Linked DNA regions of Homo sapiens: region 2 is linked to region 1. A link is an interaction called in ENCODE POLR2A ChIA-PET data of the cell type or tissue named here. Cell type or tissue: PC-9. All regions are shown on one strand. Each heading gives the region's core, and the rest is flanking DNA. Links, peaks and the distances in the headings are about the cores only. Region 1 overlaps TRERF1 (transcriptional regulating factor 1). Region 2 overlaps TRERF1 (transcriptional regulating factor 1).

Evidence for each region. Peaks named below come from ENCODE experiments on the same cell type or tissue, not always from the same donor. Only the 100,000 strongest peaks of a DNase experiment are listed, where the experiment ranks them.
Region 2: POLR2A ChIA-PET joins it to region 1 with 13 read pairs; 7 of 35 experiments call an interaction of 5 or more read pairs at or near these places.

What each region holds. Positions count from the first base shown.
Region 1 is chr6:42,293,485-42,296,397 of GRCh38, forward strand. The region is part of intron 4 of TRERF1 (transcriptional regulating factor 1); the gene reads right to left. Among named protein-coding and RNA genes, the nearest start is that of MRPS10, 77 kb to the left of the region's middle. In PC-9, for the core only: no CTCF peak of the experiment used is centred there; a DNase peak (open chromatin) is centred at 1,447; H3K27ac peaks cover 2,388 bases.
Region 2 is chr6:42,225,334-42,228,246 of GRCh38, forward strand. TRERF1 (transcriptional regulating factor 1) reads right to left here. Exons shown (of 18, transcript NM_001395490.1): 18 at 1-2,913. All of the region lies in intron 1 of LOC105375061 (a long non-coding RNA gene), which reads left to right. Among named protein-coding and RNA genes, the nearest start is that of MRPS10, 8.9 kb to the left of the region's middle. In PC-9, for the core only: no CTCF peak of the experiment used is centred there; a DNase peak (open chromatin) is centred at 1,758; H3K4me3 peaks cover 1,792 bases; H3K27ac peaks cover 2,500 bases.

The DNA of each region.
Region 1 (2,913 bases), core at 151-2,650:
AGACATCACTGAAGTGCAAAGAAACAAACTCCTATTTGTTTCTATTTCATCCATAAAAATGTCACAGCTTTCTCTGAATAGCTCTCATGTTGTCCTCCTTTTTCTCTCCACTCTTGGCCTCCTGGACCTGAACCAAGTCTCTCCCTCTCCTCTTAGTTCCGTGAACACAGATTATCTCCCTCTTCACGGGACAGTCACAGGAAATCTAAACATTTTCAGATGGGGTTCTTTTAAGCCCACTTCCCCTGTCCTCCACCCACCCCCCACCCTGTTGCTGTGTATTCAGGAAATGCAAACCCAATATAAAGATAACCCGGACCAAACAGAAAGAGAGATGTGCCCTGTGACCTGGTTGGGCAAATGACTTCCCCTCCTTGCACCTCAGACTCACCTTCTGCAGAATAAAGTTGGACCTGAGGAGCTCCAAGCCTCTGTTGGACGAATCCCCTGAGACCCTGCCTGGCCTGTCCCAGGACACTGAACAATCTTGGGCCAGGATATCAGGATATTGAGATACTAGGGTTTCCCACCAATGACACCTGATCCCTAAGGATCTGAGCCCTTTGGGGAAACAATGCTAGAAGTCAGGATGTCTGGATTGCAGTCTCAGTTCTGCCATCTTTTGGAAAAGAGAAGAGAGTGAGTAGGGGTAGGAATTAGGGGTAAGAAGTAGGGGTAGCTCTAGCTATAATGTAATTTTTTTTTTTTTTTTTTTGAGACGGAGTCTCGCTCTGTCTCCTGGGCTGGAGTGCAGTGGTGCAATCTCAGCTCACTGCAACCTCCGCTTCCTGGGTTCAAGCAATTCTGCCTCAGCTTCCTGAGTAGCTGGGATTACAGGCGTGCGCCACCACGCCCGGCTAATTTTTTTTTGTATTTTAGTAGAGACAGGGTTTCACCATATTGGCCAGGCTGGTCTCGAACTCCCGGTCTCATGATCCGCTCGCCTCAGCCTCCCAAAGTGCTAGGATTACAGGCATGAGCCACCGCGCCCGGCCTTAATGTTGCAATTAAAAAAAATAGAATAATGGCTATGACTGGTATAATAATATAATGAAATGTTTTTAGAAAGGTTCCACCAATGGTGAGAAGGAGCCAACGGCCAATCTCCAGGGCAGCACGTGAAGATTTGATGTAGAGCATATTTCCACCACTTTTATGTGGCTCTTTAAGCACAGGAGCTCTTGGCCTGGGGCACCTCCTGTCTCTATACCCGCAATAACCCTGGCACCCCAAACTCCTCAGATAATGTGTCCCCTGACTTCCTGGTCCTGAAAAGGGTCTCCGTCTGCATCTAGGACAATCCATTGTTGCAATGTACAGAGCTAGCTGACAAACAGAACCCAACCTGAGGTGTCATCTGATGAAGAATGTTTAATCTACCAGGTAAGCTCTCCATGGGCAAGGTCAGTTGGATGGCATTAGTAATCAACCTTGGCTCACGGCTCTGAGTAACCAGAATACAGAAGGGGCAGGAAGGATGAATCATGATCAGGACAGAGGCTGTTAATAGACTTTGAGGTTTGCTGGTGGGAACAAGGGGTGGGGTGGGGCTGGGCATTTAACTCCATGCAAACAGGCTTGGCCACTCGGCTGGGCTGGAAATGTCCAATCATCTTGGGAGACTGGGATAACAAAGAAGCCCCCTCCCTAACTCTAACAATGTCCCTGCTTAGTCCCCCTAGAAACCTTCACCCTTCTAAATATTTGAGCAATGCCTGGAAAAAGATAAGAGGTGAACTTCAAATAATTTTTTGGTGCTCCCAAGAGGCTGAACTTTTAAAGTTGCCAATCCCTGTTTTACAGAAGTGAGGTGGTAGCCCAGATGAGCTGAAGCATTAGTCAGAGAGACAGAAGCCATGTGGAAACCCATTCAAGACCTCCATGTTCATCAGCTATGAGTGGTCAAACACACTTGGGAAATCTGGTGTCAAATGTTAGCCGCAGGACTTCTGAGGGCTTTTGATAATGGGAGATGGTGCTCCAAGAGGGACCACAAAGGCCATCTGTGGGGCTTTCTAAACCCCAGTTCCTACCACTTCTACACCCAGGATGCATGAGGCTCCTTCTCCAGCAGCCTCACCTTGGCTGCCCCATAAGACCAGCTCAAATCATCATCCAGCCTCATCCAGGAAGCCCTCCCTGACCATTGAAGGGCATCGTGTTTTTCCCTCTTGGATATCCACTCTGAGTACCTAACAATCTTATGAAGATGTTTTAGACTTTATGCATTTTTTTTGGTTACAAAGTCCTCTTGTGATGAATAGACTTTAATTTTAGAGTAGTTTTAGATTCACAGCAACTTTATGCATTCTTTTATAGTACTTGCCCACTATACAAAGCCCAGAGTCACTATAAATAGCAGGCTTTGAAAAAAAGACTTGTTGCCTGATAGATATCAAATCAGGAAACGACACATGTCTAGGTGTAATATAAAGCCATTTATTACAAGAGGGCGTGAAAAGTGAAGTCTCATGCCAGCTATAAGAATAGAGCTAAAGGACATTCACGACCCTTCTCCCCCAGCCCCATCACTGCTGAAAATGTGTCCTCAGAGCAGTAATGCCATCCCTTGATCTGGGGGCCCTGCAAGGGAAACCTCCACAGTGAGTCCACGCAGCCCCAGCCCCACCACGGCACCAGGACACAGGGCACAGCTCAGCGGGAGGGCCAAGATATGGAGTGTGGAGGTCTAGGCCCCATTTTCAGAACCCCTGGTTTACATCTTCCACAAACACTGGCCAGACCAGTGCGTTCTATCTTCCCTCAGATTATTTTTAAAAACACCCCAGTTCAAAGAACATCATAAAGAGGCTGGGATTCCCACATTTACATTAGATTTCTGCCTCCATTTTAATCTCATTTTATAAACTGGCTTTGTCAATTTAAAAGCATCACCAACAAGAACACTGGCCT
Region 2 (2,913 bases), core at 265-2,764, 68 kb before region 1:
GGTAAAATAAGACTTTTGGTTCACCTTAACAAAAACTGACCTAGGAAGAAACATTTTTAGCAAAATGTTATTATAAAATTCACTAGAAAATACGGTCCTCTTGTTGCCAAAATGTTACATAAAATCCTTATTAAAAATACACACGTTACAAAAGAAAAATTATGAATATGCTATACATAGTGCTTTAATATGGACCAAGGGACTTGCATTCCGGGAAAATACAGTTAAGCACACTAGATATTATGATGTCAACTTATAATAGTGCAAACCTGAATAAATTACATCCTGATATGGAAGGCATGCAATTCATCTGCTGAGAATAGAACATAACGAAGCCAGAACAGGAAGCAATCACAACCACTATTTAAAAATGTTTTCCTTTTTATTACATTAATTTTTTTCAAAAATACTTTTCTTTACAATAGAACTCCTAGAAAATATTTACAACCTTCCTCTAATAAAATATAACAGCAGTTAAATATATTTGAAAATAAGATGGGTTTTTCCATAAAATATATCTGTTAACTTTTTATATACAAGCTTTCTCAAAGAGGTCTAAATTCACTAATGAAAAACCATCTGATAGTAAACAGTAACCGAGTTGAGACATTAACCATTAGGAAGAAAAGATCTTTGGGGTGGGGTAAGGGGAGAAGCTAAAACACAACACATACATGCAGGCAGAATTATTTCAGAAAAAAAAATAAGTGCAACATTGTACTAGGAAGTCCATTCTTTAAGTTGATAGTCAAGAAATACTAATTCAGGAATTTGAACTGTCTCGTTAAGGAGGAGTTCTTTGGTTGTTTCAAGTCAAAAATCCTTATGCTATACTGCATGGAAAATTATAAGTAAGCTGTGCATTCTATTTTTGCCATGGCAACTGAGTTTATTTTTTAATGTTTAAAACTGGAACAGCTGGGCAAATCTCTAAACAGAGGCAATACATTTGCTTTATAAACACTTTTCTGGATGTTTGCTCCTTTGATAGATAAGCTTCCATAGACCCAATAGCAGCACCCTTCTAGGCTTACCCTCAGACACTAAGTGGAGGGCAGTAGTCCCTGGGAGAGACGATCAGCCAAGGATATGACAGCTGTAATGGTTCGGCCACAAAGTTGATGCACACTGCCCAGGCAGTTCCTGACTCACAACTGCTTGGATAAAACAGGATAGCATAACCTTTCTGAAATGGCAGCAAATGAAACTTTTTTCCCCCTCTAAACAAAAGATGTAGGAAAACGCCAAGACCTCTTTGAAAATAGAATGATGGAAAAGAATTTTATTTTTTTTTCTGTCCATGGCTTTCCTGAAGTTCAGAGACCACTGTCTGTGTGGGGCTGCTGTGGCTCACAGCCAGTTCCCCCCCATGAGTGTGTGCTAAATGCTTTTGCAGAGTCAAAGACGTCAGGTCCTACTCTCATGCTTCTGCTGATATTCTCTCTCATGTCAAGCTATGAATGTTGTCAGCAAAGTGGCCCAGCGTGATAGGCACACCTACGTGGAGCTGGGAACCAGCATACCTGGGGTGGGCGATGCCTGAAAACACCGGCCCAGGAAATCACGCTGCATTAACTCCAAAAGGGGAGTTGCATGAAGCAGGATCCTCTCTGTACTGGCGCTGTGTCCCAGCCTGACTTTTGCCCTAACGGTGGGATGGGTCAGTCTGACTCAGCTCAGAAGCCTGGGGCTAAATGGCATTTTTGAAGGATTACAGGTTTATTACCTTCAAGTACAAACAGCAACCCTGCTGACAGGGACAGGAGGAAGCAGAGCAAAGTCATGGAGGTTGGAGAAGTCTAGAAGTGCTTTGGTAAGTGACTTGTGATGAATACATTCATTGTTTGAATGCAAACATTATAGCTAAGGTGTATCTGAAGCCATTTTTGTTGGCCTTCAATGCTATTTGTCTTGTATTTGCTATCGTATGTGTTAGAAAACTATTTCTTATAGCTAACATCAAGGTAAACTTCAGTCCAGCGGATGTGAATTACAGCAAAATCCCAGTGAATGCGGTTTCACAGTACTTCCAAGTGGCACAAAGTAATTTCAGAACTCCACTAATCATTAACAGCGTTGCAAAAAAGAATAGGCTTTTCTGATTTGTTTTTTGGGCAATAGAACACTTTCTGGCATTCTAGGTACTTCAATATGTGTCCTTCAATCACCCTGAAGTGAAAGCAGTCCTGGCAACTTAATATTTGCCTCCAGATGGGTCTCTAGTCAGTTCATGCTGAAACACAGCTCTGCCACCCACAACTTGGAGCTGACCAGCCCCCAGGGAACATGGAAGAGGACAGGACACACCTGTTCTAGAAAACCAGGTCCTCAGTAAACACTGCTGGGAATGAAAGCCTAAAATTATACAGTACTCCATTCCTGTGAACGGGCCAAAGGATGACGGGCAACACAGGGGAAACCTGTTTTCACATTTGGTCATCTCCTCACATGTCGTGTGAGCTGGAGGAGAGCCGTGTAACACGAGGGCTTGCTTTGCCCCTGGAAAGCTGCCCCTAGCATAGTATCTCCAGGCAAAGATGCCATGCTCACTGCAAACTATGGAATGAGGTCAGAACAGAATCAAAGTAACGCTTGATGGGAAAAGTTGGCCCCAAGACCCCAGTACTAAGAGGGTCGCCTGCGTCTCACACACACACACTCACAGCAAGCTTTGGGATAAAAGGCAACCGGGATGGTTGACATCTGAATGCAATGGAACATGAAGGTCAGCTTCAGTCCCTACTGGGAATGATTTCATGAGAAGGTAGCCCAGATGAAACACCTCTTAAAGATAGTTGTGCCAATTATTTATTCCCCCAACCCCCCACAAAAACAAATTTTTTTAAATAAAAGGAAAAGAAATAGGATTTTTTTTTCTAAACCTGAATAAAATGACCACTTTTAAAACAGGTA